Linked DNA regions of Homo sapiens: region 1 is linked to region 2. Evidence: chromatin loops called from intact Hi-C (ENCODE). Cell type or tissue: PC-9. All regions are shown on one strand. Links, peaks and the distances in the headings refer to the core of each region. The heading gives the core; the rest is flanking DNA. Region 1 has its middle 100 kb from the start of EFNB1. Region 2 holds the start of LOC102723911 (a long non-coding RNA gene).

The links. Hi-C counts contacts between places; a loop is a spot of excess contacts. Peaks named below come from ENCODE experiments on the same cell type or tissue, not always from the same donor. Only the 100,000 strongest peaks of a DNase experiment are listed, where the experiment ranks them.
Region 1: it touches region 2 in a loop (9-fold over the local background); 5 of 110 quality-filtered maps call a loop at or near these places.

What each region holds. Positions count from the first base shown.
Region 1 is chrX:68,924,703-68,937,104 of GRCh38, reverse strand. No RefSeq gene overlaps it. Among named protein-coding and RNA genes, the nearest start is that of EFNB1, 100 kb to the right of the region's middle. RefSeq lists a silencer at 7,283-7,486. In PC-9, for the core only: no CTCF peak of the experiment used is centred there; a DNase peak (open chromatin) is centred at 7,364.
Region 2 is chrX:69,026,551-69,038,952 of GRCh38, reverse strand. LOC102723911 (a long non-coding RNA gene) reads right to left here and starts at 7,949. Exons shown (of 5, transcript XR_938425.3): 1 at 7,870-7,949; 2 at 5,198-5,347; 3 at 2,329-2,372; 4 at 1,837-1,888. It overlaps LOC105373242 (a long non-coding RNA gene), which reads left to right. Exons shown (of 6, transcript XR_001755876.1): 6 at 6,901-7,833. RefSeq lists enhancers at 2,024-2,525, 4,610-5,418, 10,424-10,613. In PC-9, for the core only: no CTCF peak of the experiment used is centred there; DNase peaks (open chromatin) are centred at 6,202 and 6,622; H3K27ac peaks cover 1,852 bases.

The DNA of each region.
Region 1 (12,402 bases), core at 2,646-10,645, 100 kb after region 2:
CACCAACTCAGAGTATGTGCGACTCACAGACCAGTCTCAGCTGAACCTCAGAAGTGACCAGGTGCCATAGCCAGGCTAGATGGTGTTCCAACAGACTCAAGTCAAAGGAACAGGCATAGAGGCAGGCTGAAGATGCCATGGAGGAGAACTAAGTTGTTGTAGAGTGTCTGGCTCCTAGATTCAGTCTCTGGTTAAGGGACATGTCTTCCACATATCCAGATGCCTCTGAATCACCCTGAAGTTGTGGTCATCTTCCATGTACTCAGCTGCAAGCCCAGTCACTGGAGCTTGGAACAGCCCTAGAACAGGCCCTCATGACTCACTGACAGCCTGCAATGCCTGGCCTAAAGGAGATTCCACCAGGCACAGGGAGAAGGAGGAGGTGGCTCTCCCAGTACTGCTACCTTCCTCTTCCCTTTTGTCTCCTCCAGAGCCACCATTCTCCTCTTCCTCCTTCTCAGACTTCCTTTCTTTTCAAACCTCATCTTCCAGCACCCCCTACAAACTTTTCATCCTTCCCAGTCTGCCTTTCAGCCTGCCTCCCAGCATTGGCTCCCTACTCTCTCTTCTTCACATCCCCAGCTCTCTCCTCCCTTCTCTGGGGCAGGCAAGGGTTTGAAATGCCTTGGGTGAGAGCCATGGAGGGTCCTGGGAGAGACCGTTTCTTAAGTTAATAGGCTGCCCTGTCAGGAGCTGTTTCCTGAATCTCCAGCTAAATCGTCCTTTGCCCACTTCATCCCATTAATCCTGCTGCTGAGAGGGGAAGAGGCTCATTAAGTCATCAGATCCTTCCACCCAAGTCTGGGCTTCTCTCAGCTTCCTCTGTGCTTGCGCATGGCCTTTGCCCCTGCTTTCTGGGCTTTGCTTTCAGGCAGGCATCCCCAGGGGCTGCCCAACATTTGCAACCTCTCCCATTAGGTCTTCATTTACACACTGTGTCCCACACTGGCATGCACACACACACACACACGCACACACTCACAATCCCCACAGGGAACATATGCCCCTGACAGCCAAGCTCTCTGCATTTCATTTATTATCATCACCATCAACAGTCACCATCTATTGTGAACTCACTATGTGCCAATTCATGTGCTAAGAGTTTTGCCTACACTAGCACATTTAATGCTCCCTACATCCCTGTGAGTTCACCATTTTTAACACCCTCCACCCTTTTTACAGGTGAAGAAACTGGGATTTAGATAAATTCAGGGACCAAAGTAATACCATGAGAAAGTGTAGAGCTGGGACTCAAACCCAGGCCAGTCTGACTTCTGAGCTTGTGCCCTGATTTCTAAAAGTACTACTGCATTTTCCTGCCTGTACCTACTCCCATGGAGACAGACACAGCAGCACAGCACACACACTCATGCCCACATGTGGCACACACCATACACACACAGAGCACATACTCCTCTGTCATCATTACCCAGACTGTGCCCATTTCACATGCTACACACACTCACAAACACAGAACACACCCGCAGGAAGAATGCACCTACTCAATCCAGTCATTTGATAACCATTAATTGAATGTGCCAACCCGACTAGCTCTGCCCAGTGTTAGACACTATGATCACTCAAGAGAGGAAGGAAGTGCCACACCTAGAGTCTCTACCATATGCCAGACCCTATGCCAAAGAGAGTCTGTGGTCATGGGAACATGTGTGAGCCTGCACATATATGCATGCACACACCCCACACACACATACACACACACACACACACACACAAACACTCTAGCTAGATTATTCCCAGGCCTGGTACTCTTGGGTCCATGAGACCTAGAGACAGCTGGGACAGGTATTTGATGGTACAGTACCCGTATTCAATACGGGTAGCTAGGGGAGGTGGAAAGGCTGGGGGTTATTGAGCCCACTGAAACTAGGTCTCAGGAATCTTAGACTGTCCAAGCTGGGAGGAAGGGATGTCAGAGATCTCCCATCCCGGCCCACTGCCAATGACTTATATTTGTTAACAGAGTGGGTCCAGGCCGAGAAGTGGTGTATCCTGCCAGCCTCCACAGGCTCTGGAGCCCAAGCTACCTCTTTGGGCTCCAGGGACCCAGGGTGAGCATCCATGAGCTTTCCCACGCTACCCCGTCACTTTTGGCCTGACTTAGTTCTACTTAACTCCCCAATAAGGGAAATGAACAGGAAATTAAAGATAACTAGGCAGTTTGAGAGGATTAAGAATAAGGGAGAGCAGCATAATCATGTCATAGTTGCTATCAGACAGGAGAGCACACCAAAGGAAATGTAAATGACCTCAAGCCAGCCAATTACAAGAACAAGGGCAAGGCCAGCAAGCAGATAACAGAATCCTGAGTGTGGGACAAAAACATTAATCACCCAACAAGGCTGCTACCCCAGCCCGGCCTAGCAAGGCAATGGGCCCAAGGATAGGAAGGCAGAGAAGGGTCCTGAAAGACCTCTGTGGGGCAAAGAAGCTGCTCTGTGCCTACTGGCTTGGTGGGGCCCCTGGCACAAGGAGGAAGGAGGTGTTGCTGGGCTTGGCAGCTGGCATCTCGTGGCTTGGGAGCTAAGCCAACTCCTTTTGCATTCTAACGGAAGAACTTTGAGCCCAAGGACTTCAGGCATGGAGGATCCTTGGTCAGTATCATATATTGGAAAGTTCCCTGAACTGGGAGTCAAGGGGCCTAGGTTCCACTCTCAGTCCTGTATCATCCTAGCTGAGTGGCCTTGAACAAATCATTTCCCCTCTCTGAACTTGCATCCTCATGTCTACAATGAATGGGTTTTTGAAGAATAAAATGAAATAATAACAACCAACATTTATTGAGCAATTCCTCTATGTACTAGCACAAGGATTGGCAGATTTTTTTTTCTTCTGCAAGGCACCAGAGAATAAATATTTTATTTTACTTTATTTTATTATGTTTTAGGGACAGAGCAAGACTCTGTCACCAAGGCTGGAGCACAGTGATGTGATCATAGCTCATTGCAGCCTAGACCTCCTGGGCTCAAGCAACCCTCCTGCCTTAGCCTCCCGAGTAGCTAGGACTACAGGTGCACACCACCATGCCCAGCTAATATTTTAATTTTTAATAGAGATGAGGTCTCACCATGTTGCCCAGGCTGGCCTTGAACTCCTGGCCTCAAGCGGTCCTCCTTCCTTCACCTCCCAAAGTGCTGGAATTTCAGGTGTGAGCCACTATGCCTGGTTGAAAAGAAATATTTTAGACTTCACAAGCCAACAGTCTCTGCTGCAACTGCTCAACTCTGCTGTTGTAGCACAAAATTAGCCATGGAAAATAGGTAAACAGCTGGGCATGGTGGCTTATACCTGTAATCTCAGCACTTTGGGAGGCCGAGACAAGTGAATCACCTGAGGTCAGGAGTTCGAGACCAGCCTGGTCAATATGGTGAAACCCCATCTCTACTAAAAATACAAAAATTACATAAACGTGGTGGTGCATGCCTGTAGTCCCAGCTACTCAGGAGGCTGAGGCATGAAAATTGGTTGAACTGGGGAGGCAGAGGTAGCAGTGAGCTGAGATTGTGCCACTGCACTCCAGCCTGGGCAGCAGAGCAAGACTCTCTCAAAAAAAATAAAAAGAAAGAAAAGAAAAAAGAAAGAAAGAAAGAAAGAAAGAAAGAAAGAAAGAAAGAAAGAAAGAAAGAAAGAAAGAAAGAAAGGAAGGAAGGAAGGAAGGAAGGAAGGAAGGAAGGAAGGAAGGAAGGAAGGAAGAAAGAGAAAGAAAGAAAGAAAGGAAGGAAGGAAGAAAGAAAGAAAATAGGTAAACATATTAACATGACTGTGTTCCAATAAAATTTTATTTACAAAAGTAGGCAGTAAGCCAGACTTGGCCTTCTGGTTGTACTTTGCTGACTCTTGAACTAGACTCTGAAAGCACTTTATTTTCATGATCTCATTTGATCCTCAAACAACCCTGGGAAGTCGATGCTATTATTATTATCCCTGTTTGATAGGTGAGGAAACTGAGGCACAGAGCAGTTAAGTAACTTGCCCAATGTCATATAGCTAGGAAATGACAGAGCCAGTATTTGAAACTAAGCAGTTTGGTTCCTGAATCCATGATCTTAACCTTTACACTACATGCCTTCCAGACTAAGAACAATGATAATTATTATAACAATACTAATCGTTGCTTGCGTTTCCATAGGACTTTACACATTCCCAAAAGAACTATCAGAAATACCAACAGTTCTCCCTGAGGAGTCATGACCTACTGGTGTGTCACAATCAATTGCACAGTGTGTCAAAAGTCATTTGTTGCTAATAATAGTTGTAAGAAATGATTTACTGCTGTTTTAATAAACGAGAGTTGACCCAATGTTATCCCTCTAATAATGTCCTGCTCACTCACTTGCATTCAGATATGCTTCCTGGAAAGAGAGCAAAAGTGCTGGAGTTTCAGCCGCCTTGCCAAGAATGCTGGGGAGGATGGCATTCAGAGGCCTGCTGTCTGCCAATCACTCAGAGAGAAGCAAGGGAAAGGCAAACAATGGCAGATATACCCCAGCCCCCTGGATTGTCATCAAGGCTGGGGGACTTGGGATGATTAACCCATTGGACAGCTGAAGAAAGGGAGGATCATAGAGATGTAGTGAGGTGCCTGAGGTCACATGGCTAGAGTATGAGGCGTAAGCGATTTATCAATGGGTAGATCAAGTGTTATGTTAGAGAAAAAGACGAGTAGCCAGACAGAACGCTGTTCAAATCCTGACTACACCACTTACTGCATGGCCAGAATCTCTCTCATCAGGCCTCAGTTTCCATATCTGTAAGATGGGGATATTAACTGTACCACACCTGACAGGGCCTTTTGTGAGGATTCATTGAGAGAATAAGGAATGTCTGTGACTGCCGAGCCAGGCTGTCTAGCCTGGAAAAGAGAAGACTTGGTGAGAAGAAACGGGAAGAGAACTTACAACGAAGGAGTACCTACCATGTGCCTGGAAAGCTACCAAAGCTGTCTCCAAAAAATTCTCCCAACAACTCAGAGGTGGGAATAACTGTTTCCATCACACAGATAAGAAAACTGAGTCCTGGGGTCACCCAGCTAAAAAGTGATGTGGACAGAATTGGAAGCCAGGTTTGTCTGCGACTCCAGAGCACTATAAGCATTGGCAACCTTCAATCACGTGAGTGGAGCACCAGATGGGAAAGCAGAGGGGTTCCTACTTCCAACAAAGATGCATTGAGCACTTCCTATGTACCAGGCATTGTTCCAGGCACTAAGGATACAGCAGGACAAAGTCCCTGCCCCCATGGAGCCTAACTAAGTCCACTTTGCGGTCCCTTCCAGTTTGTGGTACCGTTCTAACTCTGTCATGATCCTGGGCCAAGTGTCTGTTCTCTACCTCAGTTTACCCCCATCATAAACCCTTCCCAAGGGAAATAAAAAGGAAAACTGTTTACCCCAAAGCTCGCCTCTCCCCTACTCCCCACCCCAAACCATGGTGTCACGTGTGGCTTCCTGCCCAGCCAAGAACAAAGGCTGGAGGAACCACTTCTCTGGGACATCATGTGCCTCCTCCCAGGGTGTGGGGTCTGTGGACCCAGCTTGGCCTAGGCCTGACCCTGATGAGCTGTCCCTCGGAACAATGGTCAGAGGCGTCTCCCCCAGGACTCTGACCAAGGATGGGAAGTAGGGCTCAAGACAGGCTGGCCTGGGCATTGTTTAGAAGGCACATTTCCTGGTTGAGCTGGCAGCCAGAGCCCCTGGGACACTGGAGTGGGCCCAGGAGGGCCTGCATCTTTCTTCCTCTCCTCCAGAACAAAGCTGCTATTTCTGCTTCCATCTTCCCTTGGAGGAGGCCCCAGGCTGCAGAGCTGAGCTCTGCCTTATCCACCCCAGGGCAGAACACGGGCTTACACACACCCACACTGCCACACAGGGGTTGCTACACTGAGCCAGGAGGCTCGACCCTCCCAATGGCACACATGCAAGAGGCTAGTGAAAGCCAGCAGCCAGGCAGTGGGGCAGTGGGACACCTTCTCAGATAGTTGGGCATGGGCTCACTGTCGGCAGTATAGTCCTCCAACAGTCAGTCCAGGGAGCCAGCGGCTCATGGGTGCACATGCAACAGCAAGGTAAGGTGGCACTCAGCTAGGCTGGGGCCTGGGCAGCTGGCAAGGCAGGTGAGCCACCAACCAGCCTGCTCTTCATTCATACTAGGCCTGAATGGGGGCTGCAGGCACAGCCCCGTGGTGATCACTGAGGAGGGGGTGAATACCAAGGCATCTAGGCAACCAAGAGAAAGGACTAAACCCTCAGCAATGCAAAGAACTCACCCCCCACCCCCTGCCCCACCCCACCCTGCTCCTTTGATCACACACACACACACACAGACCAGCCCTGGCCCTGCCCTCCACATGTCCACATTTCTTCTGTATCCCCCACCACACACACACCACATCTGGGGAAGGGCTCTGGGCCTTTGGGCCTCACCTCTGTGTGAACCTCTCCTTTGATCACCACACCAGCCACAGGGAGGGAGAGAAGTTGTGGGGGAAGGGGAGGGAGGAGAAATTCTCCCTTTCTTTGCCCCTCTGTGTACAGCTTACTGAGGCTCAGAAAAGGCAAGCCTCTTGCTGAAGGTCCTCTAGCAAAAGATGAAACCAAAGTTCTGAGCCCTGACCTTCCATGGGCCAAGGCCTCAAGGAATCCCATAGTATCAGCTGGAAAGAATGGGGGAATGTGCCCCAGGATGACAGAGAAGCAGAGAGCCACCTGTTTCTTCTTCTCCATCCTAGCATGTAGATAAATATAACACCCCTCCTATTACAGCCCTTGACTGTTTACAAAGTGCTACCCATATGTTCCTTCATTTAATCCTCCCAGCAACCCCAGGAGGAAGGTATTATTCTCATCCTCATTGTACAGATGAGCAAGCTGAGGCTGGCACAGACAAAGTGACTTAGTTGCCCCAGATCACCCAGCAAGGAAGAGGAGACGCCAGGATTTGATGGCGGGCCTGAAGCCCCTAGGACCCTTGGGTGGCCCCTCCGTTTTCAGTGACAAACTCTGAGACTGGACGTGAGAAGGCCTGGCCTGCTGCAAACAAGACTGGAGCATGCAGCTGAATCAGTACTGATTGACATACTTATTCCTAGGGTACTAATGAACACTAGCCAGTCAGACCTCTGGGCAATCCCCAGCCCTGACACCTTGTCTGTAATACCCACAGTCCCTGTCTCTCCCTATACTCTCTACTGGAATGCTACCTGCTTGGCATCAGGAGCAGGGGCCTGGGCCCGCTTCCCAGCACCCTGGCTCCTGGAGTCAAGCTGCCCCTCAGCTCCTGTCCCTGCTCAGCCTATGACATGGCTCAGAGGCTAGGGGCTGGAATGGTACTGGGGAGGGGAGCCTGAGTCATCTCCAGGCCAGGAAGCACAATGTTTGGCAGGGTTCCTGGGCCCAGCTAAGGAAGGAGCAGGAGCATTGAGTTACAGAGCCACCTTAGGCCAGGGAAGAGGTGGTGAGGAAGGGGGTGTTGGTTGAGTCCATGGAGATGGGAAACTAACAGCAAACCAGGGTCCACAGGCTCTAGGCAGGGGGAAGGACCCAGGCAGCCTCAGGGCACCTGGGTGGGGGAGGGGAACACAGAGATGCCAGTAGGACCTTTATTCTCTCCAGTCTTCCTTCCCAAGCCAGCACCCCCTCGCCCCCACTCCTGTCCCAGCCAAGGCCCTCTCTCCCTGCAGAGCTGTGTGACAGCTGGGACAGTTCCAGAGAAGGGAACCCCCTCGACCCCACAGGGGGAGGGCGCCACCTCCCGCCGCCTCCCTCTACCTCTTCCTGTCACGTCTTTGGCCACCAGTGTTTCAAAATATACTGGCTCTTGGCTGGCTGTTTACTTAGGAATCAAAAACATCAAGTTTCAAATTCATTCCCACAGCTTTAGCTCTCACCTCTCGGCAGACCATTCCCGTCTAAACTGCTCTCCTGAGCTCCAGGCCCACAGAGTTGACAGCCTACTCGATCTGTCCTCCACAGGGGTAACCCTCAGATACTTCTAGCTCAACAGGGCCTAAACTAAAACTCCTCTCTCCCTCACCCATCCACGACCCATGAAAAAAAATTCCAACCTCTGTCTCTAGGAGGTATGTCACCATTCTTCAGCTGGGCATCATTCTTGGTTTCCTCCCTCCCTCCCTTCCGTCCTTCCTCCCTCCTTTCCTCCTGCCTTCCTGCCTGCCTTCCACATTTACTGAGCATGTGCCAGGCACTGTGCGAGGAAGTGGAGGTTGGCAATGAGAAAGTCAGTTGTGATCCCTGCCCTCCTTCAGCTTACAGTTTGGTCAGAAGAATAAACAGAAAATCGCTGGGCAGGTTACTAAGGGCTGAGATGAGAGTAGTACAAGGGGCTGGGGGAGCCCATAAGAGAAGTATCTGATTCTGGCTTGGGGTGGGGATCATGGAACACCTCCCAGAAAGCTGACTGAGCCCCAGCATGTAGGGTCACTGAGTTAGGCTCAGGGTTCGGGGAGCGGGAGGGCTGGAGTATCCCAGGTAGAGAGAAGAGCAGATGCAAAGGCCAGAGGTAAGGGGCCGGTGGGGGGTGAGGTGTCTTGCAGCGATCAGTGGAGCAACTGAAAGAAGTCACAGTAAAGAGAGAGAGCTGAAGCTAAGAATTGGGAGGTAGAGGTCATGCCCGGTTGGAGATGAGGCAGAAGAAATACCTAGGCACCAGAGCACCCGGGCCTTGTAGGTCATTGGAAGGGGTTTAACCTTTATCCAAAGACTGTCAGGAGCCATTCGAATGTTTTAAGCAAATGAAACTCTGACGTGAGTTTCCAAATTGCAGTCTTCTTCACCCTGCCTTTCAAATTGTCTAGCTCCACAGTGACTCTCCACCACTTACTATGCCTTCTTTCACCAATCTCGTGGGCTCAGACCATTGCACAGCCTCCAGATGGTCCCTCATCTTCAGGTCATGGACCCACCCATGCCCCAAGCCAGCCTCCAATCAAGAAGGGAGCTAATGTTGTATATGTACACATACAGATCCAATCACATCCTATCACTTATCCCACTTCAAGTACAGCCATAGCTCCCCCATGACTTTTGGAATAAAGTCTCATTTCTCAGCCAGGTGAACACACAGATCTTCCCCTCTCTGGCCTCAGCACCAGGTCTGGTCTACTCACTCTGGGTGCTCTATCCACAAGGCCCGGTGCAGCATGTCCCAGATGCAATGCAGCTCTGGGCATTCATCCTCTTGCTGATTTTCTCTTCTTTGATTTCTCCCTCATGCTTCAGGGTCTGACTCTAATGTTACCCACGTGCTATTTCCCAACCCCCTTCCTTTCCCTTCACCAAGTCAGGTGCTCTCTGGAGCTTGCCTGTAATTTAATGTACTGCCCACCCCCCAACCCTGCCAGGGATAACTATGCCATGTGAATCTGCCTCTCAGCTTCATTCCGCTTCTGCCTCTGCTCTGTCCCTCTGGCAACAGCTTGAATCCACCTTGATGCCCAGATCTGGCCTAGCCTACCTGCTTCCTTGCAGCTTTACCATCAGACTCTGGCCAAGCTGTGGCCTCTCCAGTCTTCACTCCCAGCAGCCCCTGGGCTTAGGAAGTCTTCGTGTTCAGAGAATCCCATCAAAATCTGACCTTGCTTTCTCAGGCCTCCCCTCCTCCCAGCACTCACTAGCTGAGCAGTGCCGAATGGAATTTCCTTACCTGTGATCGGGGCTTGCCTAGCCCAGGAGAGAAGCAGAGGCTGGTGTGGGGCTCTCCATGGAGGGTCAGGCCCGCACTCTGGAATGGAATCCCAGCTCCATCTTGGCGAGGGGACAGGGGAGCCAGGCTGGGTCTGCTTCTGAGGAGTTGCTATTTTAGAGGGACAGATAAAGTTTGTCCCATGGTGAAGAAATCAACCTTCCCCTCACATGCCCAATACCTTCCTTTTCCTGGCCTGGGAGCCTGCTTGAGTTCAGGGGTTGATTGGATTTAAGCGATACAGAGAGCTCCGGACATTCATACATGTTCCCCAAACTAGGGCCAGCTCAGGAAGCCAGGGGCTCCCTCTGCTCCTCCTCAACATCCATGCTGCTGAGCCCCTCTCTCTGCATCAGCTTGGGGCCTCTGGGCTGCTTCCAGGAAGCAGGGTGCTTCTGTATAGCCCAGTTTGAAAAGGAGAGGAGCGGGAGAGATAGCTTGATATGGATTTTTGTGGTTGGAGGTGATTGGAATCCCAGCTGTGTTCCCCAGTCCCCTCCCTCCTCCTCCAACAGTACCCCTCCTCCTTCAGAGATGGGCAAGGGAAAGGAAGGGGAGAGAAGGGCTCTTCTCCCCTCTCAGTGTTCAGAGATACCCCACACGCATAGCAGCCAGATTTGCTGAAATGACCCAGGGCCTGACAGTGGGGCCAAATATTTCAGGCAAAGACCATCCTGGGTGATTTGGGGATATCTGCAGGGTCTGTCCTTATAAACTTCCCCCAGAGAGGAGGTTCTCAACCCTGGCTTCACATTAGAATCACCTGGGGAGATTATAAAATGCTGATGCCTAGGCCCCAGTCCCAGAGGTTCTGTTCTAATTGGTCTAGGCAAGAGCCCAAGTGTTGGTGAGTTTCTTTCTTTCTTTTTTTCCTTTTTTTCTTTTTGAGATGGAGTCTCGCTCTGTCGCCCAGGCTGGAGTGCAGTGGCTCAATCTCGGCTCACTGCAAGCTCCGCCTCCCAGGTTCACGCCATTCTCCTGCCTCAGCCTCCCGAGTAGCTGGGACTACAGGCACCCATCACCACACCCGGCTAATTTTTTTGTATTTTTAGTAGAGACGGGGTTTCACCATGTTAGCCAGGATGGTCTTGATCTCCTGACCTCATGGTCCGCCTGCCTCGGCCTCCCAAAGTGCAGGGATTACAGGCGTGAGCCACCATGCCCGGCCATGTTGGTGAGTTTCAAAAACTCATCCAGTGTTTTTAATATGCATGCAGGTCTGAGGGCCCTCACTTTATAGCAGGATTTCCCAGCCTCAGCACTATTGACATTTTAGGCCAGATCATTTTGGCTGTGTGAGGCTGTAGGATTTTTAGCAGCAACCCTGGCCTCTACCCACCAGATGCCTCTAGCAGCTACCTCTCTCCTGTCCCCAATATGTGACAAGCAAAAATGTCTCCAAGAATTGTCAAATGTCCCCTGGGGTGCAAAATCAGTTCTGATTGAGAACCACTGCCTTAGTGTTAGGGACAGCCTTGAGGTGACTGAAAGTCCCTTCAGAGCAGCTTCACTGTCCTGCCTTCCTCTCTGGCCTAGTCCTCTGGGCAGTCAGTCAGCTTGCTCTCTGGGCCTGGCCCTGCTCTAGGGAAGGCTGGGAGCACACAAGCAATCTGACCTCACTCTTGTCTCTAGGGACACAGAACTGAGAAATCAAAGGTCAGAGCATACTTGGGGATCCAGGAATTCTGGGTCTAATCGGACTTACTCTGTGACCTTGTATATTTCACCCACTATTTGACAACTGTTTTTGACCACCTATCAACCACCAGCCATTGTGTTGGGTGCTGAGGGTTCAGCAATGAACTGACAGACACTGTCCCTGCCCTTGTGGGGCAGAGGGTCAGCAATCTTTTCTGTTAAAGGCCAGATAATAATTATTTGGGGCTTTACAGTCTCTGCCACAATTACTCAACTCTGCCATTGTAGCATGATAGCAGTCATAGACAACATGTAAATGAATAGACATGACTATGTTCCAATAAAACTTTATTTACAAAAACAGGCAGTGGGCCAGATTTGGCCTGCAGGCTGTAGTTTCCTGGCCCCTAGTTTAGTTGCAGGGGTTGGCAGGGTCAGGGTGGGTGGGGGGAGGGGGGCAAACAGGTGCTTAAGTATTTACAATCCATGATGAACCATGCTGTGATAGGAGCTTGACAGGGCAGCAGAGGAGAGTGGTAGAGGAGGATCAGAGCCTACAGAAGGGGCACCTAACCCAGACTGGAGGAGAGGATAAGTCTGGGAAGGCCTGTAGGAAGAGGTGGTACTGGAGCTGGGTCCCAAAAGACACATCAGGGGCTGGGCGTGGTGGCTCATGCCTGTAGTCCCAGCGATTTGGGAGGCCGAGGTGGAAGGATCCCTTGAGGCTGGGAGTTCAAGGCTAGCCTAGGCAACATAGCAAGACCCTAGCTCTTAAAAAAATAAAATAAAAATTAGCTGGGCATGGTGGTACACAACTGTAGTTCCAGCTACTAGGGAGGCTAAGGCAGGAGGATCACTTGAGCACAGAAGTTCAAGGTTACAGTGAGCTATAATCATGCCACTGTACTCTAGCCTGGGTGACAGAGCAAACTGTTTCCCACAAAAAAATAAAAAGAAAAGAAAAAAGAAAAAAAGGACACATCAGAGTAATCTATAATCTGAGGTCTGAAGGCTGAGGAGGAGGTGGCCATGTGAAGAGTGAAGAGAA
Region 2 (12,402 bases), core at 2,425-10,424:
AATGTGCAAAGGACTTTGACAGGCACTTCACAAAAATAGAATATCAAGATAGACAATAAATATATGAAGAGGTGCTCCACTTAGTCAAAAAGAAAATGTAAATTAAAACTGTAATGAGATGTCATCATCAACACACTAGAATGAATAAAATGAAAGAAAATACAAATGCCCAAATATTGGTGAAGATGAGAGTCACCAAAACTCTCATGCACTGCTGGCAGGAGTGTAAATTGGTACAACCCTTTGGCAAACTATGAGGCAATATCTGTGAAAGTTGAATGTATGCTTACCCATGAACCAGCAATTCCATTTGGAAAGACACCCACACAGATGTTTATAACAGCTGTATATGTAACAGCCAAACCTTTGAAATTACTCCTAGGTCCCAGAATTATGGTGGCCTTGGCAGCTGTGTGGAGGCAGAACTAGGGGTGGTGAGACAGAAGACATGGTCACAAGAGGTGGTTGTGGAAGGAGCTGGGTGAGAAATGGTGGTCGAAAGGACTGGGGCCATGGCAGTAGGTGGGGGCGTTGGAGAGGCCTGGGGGCGGGAGAGGAAGGAGGTAGAGGCCACATGATTAGAAATAGACTGGATGTGGGAGGTGGGGGGAAGCCAGAGCCAGGGCCTGAGCTCCTAGGAGGATGGCTGCACCATTCGTTCAGGAAAAGAAGCAAGGAGGACGAGGAGGCATGGGTGGGAATGGAGAAGGAGTTTGGTTTGGTGTGCAGTAGGTCTGAGGTGCTGGTGAGACGAGAGGAGGAGGCCATGCAAGGATGGGTGACACTCTCTAGCCCCTACTCATCCACCCTTAAGTCACCAGAGAGTATCGGGTAGATGCCACAGAGAGAAGAGAGGTAAGCTGGAAGATAGAGGGCCTCTGGCCTTTGGCTTGATCCCAGGCTGCATGGAATGCAGATGGAACACCAAACATCAAGACCAGTGTGCTGCTCTTTAAGCCCTGTCCCCTGCCACTGCTGGGTGGGCGCCTCTACCTTTCCAGACCCCAGGTCTCTGTCGGTTCCTTGGGTTCTCTAGACTGGGTTTTTGGTACCAGCAAGGGTGGTCTCCTTCATCTCTGCCCTTTCCCATGAGCCCTCACTGCCCAAGGAGACACTCCACTGACCTCCCTTTCTCCTGCCATCTAGGCTGCACTGTGTGGTCCTGCTCCCTAGAGAATCTGATCCATTCCCTCCCTTTTATCCCCTGTAAGGAGTAAATAATCACAAGATCTTCTAGCTTAGATTTCAGCGGTCACGTAAGTTAGAGCCTTCAGTGTGCAGATGGGGAAACTGAGGCTCAGAGATGGGAAAGAACTACTTATTGAAGGTTACTCAGAGAGAGCTAGGGTAGAAGCTGAGCCAGAACTCAGGCCTCTTAAAGCCCAGGCTTGGATTTCTTTTTCTTCTTTGTAGAAAAAGAAATCGAGAAATAGAAAAAAAAAAAGGGAGACAGATGGCAAAACAGAAAAAGCTACTGCACAGGGAGTCAGTAAGAGACAGGAACAAACTGAGAGCGAGAGCGAGCGAGTGAGTGAGCGAGCGAGAGAGAGAGAGAGAGAGAGATGTGAGAGACAGAGGGGAGAGGGAGCAAGAGAGAGTTGGGGTAGGGAGTAGAGAAAGAAAGGAAAGAAAGAAAGAGAGAAAGAAGAAAGAAAGAAGGAAAGAAAGAGAGAGAAAAAAAGAGAAGAAAAAGAGAAAAAAGAAAGAGAGAGGAAAGTAAAGAAAGAGGTTAGTAAGGCAGTAGATCAGGCTGCCTTCCTGCTCCTGCAGGGGCTGGTGGGAGCTGAGCCCATAGCCCTGTAAAAGGCAGAGATGGGTGGCCTCAGAAATTCTTACCTGCCAAACCCCATCAGCCCTCAGAGGCCCAAACCAGAACTGAGCAGTTGATCTAAACAGAAAACAAACAGAGCAAAATGAAAACACGCTGGCTGCCCCCAGGCTGCGGCTCTGTGCATTCATTGGCCCCTGGGAGGCCACTGGGAAAGCAAGGCACAGCTTTTGTAACCCTCCTCTCTCGGCGGCACCCCCATCCCACAGCCACCCCCCACCAAGAGCCATAGACTCAGCTCTGTTCAAGATGCCATGGCAGGGAGGGGGCAGGGCTCTTGGGGCCTAGGAGGTGGGGCTGGTGAAGGCGGTGTGTTCCCTTGCCTTTGGCCTGGCAGAGAGACAGCAAGGCCGGTGGGGGGCTGATAGAGAGGGGAAGCGGTGGGGTGATAGAGTTCTGCCCCCTCCCTCACGCAGGGCTGGGGATTCCTAACCAGTCCTAAGCTTGTCTAGGGTGTAGTGAGGGTGAGCAGGCAAAAAGAGGGCACATTGAACACCTACCATGAGTACAGTGTATCACTCTTGGTCTCCATCGGGCTTTGGAGCTAGAAATGATGAAGAAAGTTTCAGTTTACATCTTACTTATTGTTAATAACAATGACACAAGTGATAACTAGTAAGGGTCTTGTGCTTTGCAGATACAAACTACCCACAGGCAAACTCACTGAATCCTCAAAACCCTACTGTGCAGTACTGTGATTAGCTCTATTTCACAGAAGGGGAGACTGAGGCTCAGGGAGGTGAATCAGCTTGGCACACAGCTGGGAAGGGGTTGAGCTTGGAGAGCTGAGAGCAAGTCAGTGGACTCTGGGTTGAGATGTAATGACCAGAGCCAGTGTTCAACGTGGGAAAGTACCTCTCTAAACCCAGGGACATTGCCCAGCCCTAGAAACTTCTCATGTTATCCCAGGGAGTAGCAGAGGCAAGCAGTGTGTACAGGGGAAGCCAGGAAAGGGGACTCAGAAGAAGTGACCTGGGGAGGTGGCAGGGTGTTCTGGGTGGGACCACTCCAAGATCCAGGGAGGTGCTCAGTGGCTGGAACTCCCTCAAGGATTGAAGTTGAGGAGGCTCAGACAAAAACATGTCATCAACAAATATTTATTATTGAGCACTTATGGTGGTAGAGGTCAAAACACAGGCTCTGGAGCCACACTGCCTGGGTTCAAATCCCAGTTTCACTACTCACTGTGTGACCTCGGTATAGTTCTTTAACTTCTCTGTCCCAGTTTCCTGATCTGTATGTTGGGGATAATGATAGTAACTACCTCAAATAGTTTGTGATCACATTTTTTTATTCTAAGTAATGCAGCTGCAAGAGCGCCTGGCACATGGTAAGCCTCAAATATTAGCTCCTGATGTCCTTGTCATTATTGTGGTCATTTGCCTGGCCTGCCCTGAGCACTAGGATAGTATTGGCGAGCCAAAGCAGCTGTGGTTCCTGTCCTCATGGAGCTCTGAGTCTGGCAGGGAAGGTAGCCATTCATCACAAAGTAACACAACAAAAGAAAAACCGCAACAGTGAGAAGTGCCATGGAGGAGAGGTCCATGGTGCCATGAGAGTACAAAATGAAAAAATGTGTCCCAGCCAGGAACATATGTGGACGTTTCCTTGAGGAAGATACACTTGAGCTGTGTTCTAAAGTCGAAGTAGGAGTCAAATAACAGAAAAAGAGGAGGAAGATCAACTCGGGAAGAGGGCACAGCATGTGCAAAGGCCCAGAGGCAGGAGGGAGCTTGGGAGTTTAGTACAAGATGTGGTTGGAGAGGTACGCAGGGGCTAGATCAAGGCAGACCCTGTAATTTGTGGTCAGGAGTCTTGTCTTTTTCTTAAGAACAAAGGGAAGCCAGTGGAGGATTTTAAGGATGGAGTAACATGATCAGAAAAAGACAGGGCCAAATCCTAGGTTGAGACAGGTCTCTGGCTGTGAGGTGGAGAGAAAGGCCACATAGAGCAGGATGGGTAGAGGCTGGGTTGCAGTCTTGGCCCTGCCGTTGGCTCCCTTGATGCACGGCCTTGAGCAAGTCCCTTTTCATCTCTGGGCTTCAGTTTTCATCATATACCAAATGGTCTCTGAAACCTACTTCAGGGGCCATCTTGTCCTTCTTTGTCTACTGTAGGTCTCTATCCCCCATTAAGAGGGGAAGAGGGCAGAGAAGAGATTCTGAATGCAGCACAGCCCCCTCTCCTGTCTTCTTCTTCCCTACACCTCCACAATGTGTTCCCGACCCCATGTTCAGGCTCTGTGGGAAGGCTCTCTCCTCCTCCTCTTCATCCACCCATGCTTGGAGCATCCCTGTCAGCCTCAGGACATTATGGGATGGGTCCACCCAAGCCCGGGACTGAGGGAGGCTCAGGGACCCCCATAGTGGTTGCTGGTAACGCTGGAAAGCCCAGAACCACAGGCAGCTGGGAGAAGCTGCCCCCGCCAGGATGATGGAGTGGGTGTGACATAAATTTCTCAGGACAGGCAGCAAAAAACATTTACAGCCCCTCCTTGCTGAGTCTGGTTCCAATCAGGCCCCTGGCCGGCCCGCTCCCTACACCCGCCACACTGGGCTGGCTCCTCCAAAAGCCAGAGTCATTTAAGGCTTTTGTCTTTTCTCCTCCTCTCCCTACTGTTTCAAGAAACATTCACAAAGACATACATACATATAGGGCCCCTGCTCTTGTGGGGCCTCTGTGTACCCCCATGAGTGTACACATACACACTTATCCATACACACATGTGGCCCCCCCCGGGGTTTGGTATACCCACACACATATACAGACTAACAGATACACACACATACACACACACACACACACATGCACGCACACACACACCACATTCAGACTGGAGACTGGCCTTGGGTGGGCTGAGGAAGGCCATAACCTCAATTGCCAGCCATAAGCCACAGAGAGCAACATCCCCTCAGGTTAGGCACCGAAGGACCCAGGAAATGCCTTCCTGCAGGAACAGTTCCCGGGTCGCTCCTCTCCTGCTCCTCCTCCCAGCAATCCCTGGCTGCCATGGCAATGGCCTGCCAGGTCTGCCTTGGGAAAGCCCAGGAATGCCTTTTCTGAGGTGGAGTTAGGCTCTGGCCAGGCGGGGAGCGGGCCCTGAGGGAAGCAGAGGCTAACTGAGGGTGCCTTAGAGGGTAAACTGGACAGGCACAGGAGCCCCATCTCCCTCTCAGCCCAGGGCCCCAGAGGCCTTGGGCAAGCCCTACTCCAGCTCTGTGTCGCCCTCTTCCCCAGGCTTCTCTGGTACTCCACCCTGTTCCTACCCTCAGCTCAGACCACCAAATGCCTCACCCTGCCACCCAAGAAGTATCTGTTTCTCTTGATCCGAGCTGAACAAACTTCCTTTCACGGGCCTCTCTTGCCTACCTGAATGCTGAAGCCATTTGGTTCCTCCCGGAGAAGCCAGAAGGGGCTCTCTTGTTTACTCAGAACGCATGGGTCCAGTCATTTCACACCAGATCCCTGAAGTCAGGCCCGGCTTCTTTCCACAGCAATGGTCTCACACACGTGGGAAGGCTGGCGTCGGCAGAGAGGGAGAAGTTACTCCATGCACAATTTGGTGAGGATTTGGGGGCTAAGGGAATCCATTAACCTTTTTGCTTCTTTTTCCCCTAGAACAATCTGAATGGTGGTCCTGAAAGAACCTTAAAAAAGAAGCCGCTTTATGTGGGAGGGTATCATCTTCACCCCTTGCCTGGAGGCAGGATGATGCCATGTTATGAATGTGTGTTTAGGGAAGCCAGACCTGGGTTCAAATTCCTCATCATTCTTTACCAGCTGTGTGAACTTGGGCAATTAAGTTGAACATATTGATGGGTTTCTTCTCAAGATCTAACATGCCCAGAACATGGTCCATACTAAATACTCAAGAAATGCTCAATCTAGTTGCTTCACACTAACTCTGCCCCGCTGAAATGGACAGGCCTAGGGAGGGGGCAGCAGGAGGAAGGGAACTGATGTTCATTACATTCATTACTTTATTTAACACTCCTTGCTCCTGGTTGAGGTATTTACTATTAGGATCTCTGAGTTGAAACCTGCTCTCTCTAGCTCCTGAGCTCACACCAGGACATCATCCCATGCTGGAGGGATGGTGGGGGTGGGGGTAGGTCTTTTAACCCTGGTTTTGAGAGTGCTGCAGGCTAGTGCAAGAGGTGTTGTCAAGACCCCACCTCCAGCTGCCCCCTTCCTTGGGGGAAGTTGAGCAGACCAGCTGGCTGCCAGAGCCCGGCCACAAGCTGCCTCCAGAGTGACTTGGTGGACAACTTTATGAGGCAGAAAATCCAGCATCCACCTCTGGGAGCAGCAGCAGCAAAGTAGCTGACTTGGCTTTGAGTCATGCTCTTGCCCAGATAACCCAGAGCCCAGAGCACACCTGGCCCCAGGCATTTTTCAGCTTCCTTAGGCAGGGAAGCCTCTGAGAAGCCTCCAGGGAGGCAGATTTCAGCTGAGCATAAGCAAAGTCAGAGGTCTGCAAGGGTGGAACCAGTTACCTGGCAAGGAGTGAGTTCTCTATCACCACAGGTGTGTGAGCAGAGGCTGCCTAACACCCAGAAAGCTGGCTAGACAAGGGGTTAAAGCCTTCACCTAGGACAGGGGTTTCTGGCCTGGAAGTGGCCCAAAAAGAGACCCATGAAATTAAAGGCCTTCCTGAAATCATGTGCAACACTTTGTTTGCTGTGTACTTTTATAGGAAATGGGCTCGTTGCTTTCACAAAGTTGTTGAAGAGCACGCACTCCCCAGTGTACTTACACAGATAAGGAAATGGAGCCTTGGAGAGGGAAAAGTACTGACTCAGAATCTCTCAGCTTCCTAACCAGCTCACGATTCCACCCTGTTTTCTACTATACAAACTGCATTCCCATCCTGTGTAGGTGTCTCTTGATTCTCATGACAGCCTAGTGAAATGGATCACTGTTCTTGTCATTTTCCAGAGAAGGATTCTGGGGCCCAGAGAAGGGAAGGGCCTTGCTTGGGTCACACAGACAGTTAGAGGACAAGCCAGGACAAGATCCCAGGCATCCTATCAATTATTTTTCCCAAACTCCATTTTGTTCTTGCCTTCCAGAGGGCCAAGAAGCAAAGCTGCCTACAGTGGGATCTGCTGCTCCTCCTCCAGCCTGCAAGAGAACTCATAGCACCCTCTTGCCCGCTTCTTGCTCCCCATATTCTGGGGACCAGCCTCCACATCCCACCCCGCAGGCCTTGCTAAACATTCCTGGAATCTGGATTTGGAACAGTGGCCAGGGCATGGCATGAAGAGGGCACGAGAAGGCACAGAGCTGCAGTTACTCCTCCCCTCCAGAGAGCTTCCATTTTTACTTGAACCAGCTTGCAGCCAGGTGTGATCCCAGGAAAGCTGGGTGGCTGATGCTTGCACCCACACAGAAGTGCTTGTGACCTGTGTAAGCAGTGGTCAAGCCAGGAAAAGATGGGGCAGTGGCCTCTGCAGAGTAAAGAGGGCCCAGGGCCAAGGTAAGGAGGTCAGCCCCTTTCTAGACAATGCCACCTCTCTGTTACAGTTGAAAACAACAAATCTCTGTAGAATCTTCGGGGACAGGGGCCTGAAGATAAATGTCCCCCTCCACATCCCCCTTGGTGATGTCCCTGAGATGGGGCTGGTAGGCAAAGCCAGCCCACTGCCAGCCTCTGCTATTCCAGGGATGGACAGTAGAGGTGAGCGTCCAGCTAGCAAAGTAGGCTTTCCCTGCAAGGGACAAAGGCCAGTAGGTGGGGAGGTGGGGCATTAGCCATGAGGCATATCAAGCAGGAGAGGGGCAGGCCCTGAGCGGTGGGCTGTGGCCAGACAGGATAGGCCAAGAGAAGATCACAAAGACCCCAAGACCTGCAGTGCCACATAAAAACTGGCTGCTCAGTAGAGCTGTCTCCAGCTGGGCCAAGGAGGCCCTGTAAGCCACAGTACCCTTCAATTTTTCTTAACAAAGCTTATCCCTGTGCATTTTTGTTCTGATTATAAAAGTCAAACATACTCATAGTGGAGAATCTGGAGAATGACAATTACAAAGAAGAAAATTACCAACTGTGTGATGTTGAGCAAGTCACTTCACCTCTCTCCACTTCTGTCTCCTCATCTGCAAAATGGGGATAATATGGTATTTCTCCTGTAGGATAGATATAAGGAGTAAGTGTATATAAATATATGTAAAGTGCTGAGAAAAGCGCTATACAAGTGTTAGCTTTTATTATTATAATCCACTATAATCCCACCACCTAGAGTCAGACACTGTTAACAATTGGTTAATTTCCTTCTAGTCTTTTTATATGAACGTTTACTGTTAGTAAAAACAAAAAATCAGGATCATGCTGTATCTATGATTTGGTATTCTTCATATTTTAGCTTAACGTTATAGCATGAGCAAATTTTTCCTCCATAATATCCTTATAAATTGTAGATAATTGTATGTATTTAATTTTCTTATGGTGGACATTTAGCTTATTACTGTTTTTATGAATTGCTTTTACATATATTTTAATCCAAATTTGCAGATATTTCTTTAGTGTCAGTTCCTGTAAGGGTAATTATCGAGTCACAATGTATACCTGTTTTTAAGGGTCTTGATATTTCCAAATTGCCTGCCAAAAAGGCTATACCAATTTACACTTCCACCAGCAGTACATGAGATTGCCCATCTCACCGCAACCTTGGCCACTATTTTAAATTTTTGCTAAATTGATGCACAAAATGTATATCCTTTGTATTCCAACTGGTTGGAGTCAGGAATGGGACAGAATACCATGACAAGGACTGTTAAGTGGGTTCAGCCCTGTTGGTTAGAGTGGCCCAGATATACTTCCTACCTGGAAAAGGAGTAAGAATGAAAGATATGGTTGTGTGGTCACTCTAAGAAACCAAGAAAAAAAGCCCTAGTGCTAGGGGAATGAGGCCCAAGAAGATGTGATTGTCAATCCTTAGAGTTGGCCAGAAGGCCTCCCCCAAAATATGTGTGGAGTCCCCCTGCATGGCAAGACAGGAATAATTGTAATGTAAATTGGGCTTTGGAAATGCAAATGTAAATTCAGAGCTGGATGCATTGACATGGCTTCTGAACACTGGAGGCCTGGGTATGTGACTCAGGGGTCCCTGGCTAAAAAGCAATCCTAGGAGCTTTCAGAGAAACAGAAGATGGGGCAGTCATATTGTACAGAGAGCAGCTGCGGAGCTGTAGAAGTCAGGGTGGCCACTGGGAAAGAATCGTGGAGCCGGAAGGCTGGGAGGAGATACTGCTCAGGCATAGGCGGCTCCTGGGGTAGCGCAGGGCACTACGCAGGCCTCCCAGAACTGTGCAGGTACAAGCCGAGGGCTGGAGCTGAGGGCTAGACTTGATGTGTAAACTCTCAGCCAAGGCAAGTCAAAGGCGCAGGAATCAGTGAGCGGAATTCCATGAAGATGCAGATTCATGTTATCACCAGACCACAACTCTGATTATTGAGCAGTGACTGTTTGCCATGCTCCTAAGATAGGAGGTCAATGGATAATACCTACTCTACATGTGGGAACTGGGGCACAGAATGCCCAAATAACATGTCCAAAGTTACAGACAGTCACTGGGAGAGCCAGAAGCTGAGTCCAGGGCTCTTTTTACTCAGGCCCCTTTAGGCAATGAGTTCGGCAATTGATTTCCTTGGGTAGAGTTGGTGCAAGTTCTCCTCACTCTTGGCTTGAGTAGAGGAGTTTTCTTTGCCGGCCAGAGCCCCTGAAAGGATGTTATTTAAAGTACAGTAAAAAGTTGTTTGTATAGAAGCCCAGATGCAATAAAGCTAGAAAGAATGGGTTTAGATAGCAGCAGGAAGGACTTATGATAGACTCCAGGAAGAACCTCAAAGTACTTTATTGTATCTTTAGATACAATAGATAACCAGGAAGGCCAGGGTGCCTGTCTCTGCTATTTTCAGCAGTTGTCCTTTCCCACACCTTTTCCTTTCCCTTTCCCAACATCTCATTGCCCCATAGTCCCTCATTGTATGTGTTCATCAGAGGTGGTCTTGCCCACTACTAGCACACTCTGAGATCCTAGGACACTTGTGGCAATAGAACAGCTAGGATCCAGCTCAAGTCAGGAGTGGCCTGAAATTTTGTCACCCACACCCCTCACCAATCTCTGCCTGTGGGGCTCTCCATTTGACCCAGTGGCCTTCCCCACCAGCCAGAGTGTTGATCAGGGCAGCATCACAGAGAGTTAGGGGTGAAGACAGCAGAGTGGTGCAATGGAACAAGAATGGACTTGTGTTACACAGACTGCATCCCTGCTGTGCTACTACAGCTAGTTTGACCCTGAGCAGATGCATTCGCCTTCCTGGCCCTCACTTTATGACTGTAAAATGGAGGATGATAGTAACTATCCCATTGGGTTGCTGTGAGGTTGCAAATGAGATTGTATATTTAGTTCATAAATGTGGCCAGAGCGCCTATGTTCTGCCAAGCCCAGTGCTAGGTAACTGGGGGAAGGGGGGCCACAGAAATGAACAGGAGGGCCAGTCCCTGTTCTCAAAGAGCTTTCAGTTATACTCACTTCCTCTTTCCCCTTCTGTGGGCAGATACTGAAAGCAACCTCTTCCCAGGCCAAGAATCTGGGTTTCCAGAAGCTCTTCCTCTCTCTTAGGGCAAGAAGGATGGGAAAGGGTCTTCCATCCTGCACTTGACCCTTTGCTGGACTCTTCTTTATTTACACATCAACAGATGATTGACAGGCCCCAAACCCAGTGCCTGAGTACTAGTCCTCCTTATTCATACCCACTGTTTCAGATTAACCCAACATCTCTTGTCCTCATGCCTAGAAAGCTCTCTATGGACACAGATAACGCCTCTTTATAGATGAGGAGACAGAGGCTCAGTCTTGTGAGGGAGGTGGCTCAAGGTCCCAAGACAGGTACGTGATGGAGGAAGGGTTAAAATCCAGATCCCGATGGACTGCAAAGGCCTTTCTCCTTCCTCTACACCACATGGTTGGGAGAGAGCTGGGACGTTGGGATTGTTCCTGAGGCTCTAGGCAACAACGGGGACAGCCAAGTCCAGGCCAGTCCAGGTGCTCACCCCAGGTGTTTCCTCACAAGCTTTTCCTCAGACGTCTTGTCTCTTCCCTTTGCGGAGTAAGGCTCAGAGGAAATGCCTCACCACTCTCCAGGCATGTGCTGGAGGCTGAGGACTGCTGTCTCATAGGGGTAGGAGGAGGGCTGGTAATCTCAGCACAGAGGAAAGCCCCTCCTAGAGCCAGTCTGGCCCTCTCGGCACCCTCTCAGACATTCTCTGGAGCTCTTGCCAAACCTCCCCTGGGTTTTTCCAGAGGTCCAGGGAAATTCCAGGAGTCAAGGACGTCAATGTTTCTGACATACACAGTCACAGCATCCCACAAATGTACCTGGCTGATCACACTCAGCTACAGTCTCTCTTTTGAATATGGGTGTGTAAGCAGGCCTGTGCATGTACACACACATACACACATGCTATAAATGATGAGTCAATTCCACAAGCCTCCTGCAGAAGCCCATATCTTCTCATCCTGTTTACATTTCAGCGAGTCCCACCTCACGTTGCCCTGAGTGTGTGTACAGGTCACAGCAATGCTGAGAGCAGCGTGGGCCAAGCGCAAGACTGGAGCTTCCACCCCTCCTCCACTGGTTTCATGCTCATTTTCTTTCCTTTTCCTGTTCCTCCTCCCAGACAGAGTTGCCTCCCTCTTCCAAAAGGCCACCCATGCTTAGCCACCCCTCACCTCGACACACACATATCATCGTCCCAGGTCTCACTGTCACAAAGAATAAAGCTGAGAGCTGAGTCTGCTGGGGTGTGGGTGGCGTCAGGCCCAGAGAGGTCACATGCAGCTGCCCCAGCTGGCAGGAACGTTCTAGAGAAATGGGTGGAAGGAAGCATTTTAGGAGCAGCAGGCCAGGCCAGAGAGCCCTGTTGGGTACTACGGGCCCAGGCAAGAGGTCTACTTCAAGAAGATTCCATTAGGGAAGTAAGACAAGAGGCAGTGCAACATAGCGACTGAAAGCAGACTGGAGCCAGACTGCTATGTGACATGTGATAGTTACTTAATCTGTCTGTGCCTCATTTTCCCCATCTGTAAAACTGAGATAATAATAGCAACCTACCTCACAGGGTGGTTTTGAGGTCAAGTAAATGAATACATGCAAAATGCTTACACAGGGCCTGGCACAGAAAAGCACTACATAGAAGTGGGGTTATCTTTTTTTTTTTTTTTTTTAATGAGATGGCGTTTCACTGTGTTGCCCAGGCTAGAGTGAAGTGGTGCAAACACAGCTCACTGCAGCCTCCACCTTCTTAGCTCAAGCTATCTTCCCACATAGCTGGGACCACAGGCATATGCCACCACATCTGGCTAATTTTTTTATTTTTTTGTAGAGACAGTGTCTTGCTATGTTGCTTAGGCTGGTCTTGAACTCCTGGGCTTAAATGGTTCACCTGCCTTGGCCTCCCAAAGCTCTGGGAATACAGGTGTGAGCCACTGAACCCGACTGGCTATCATTTTAAGGATCAAAATTATCAGTATTTCTCCATGACCCCCAGTCACTTACACAAACACACACA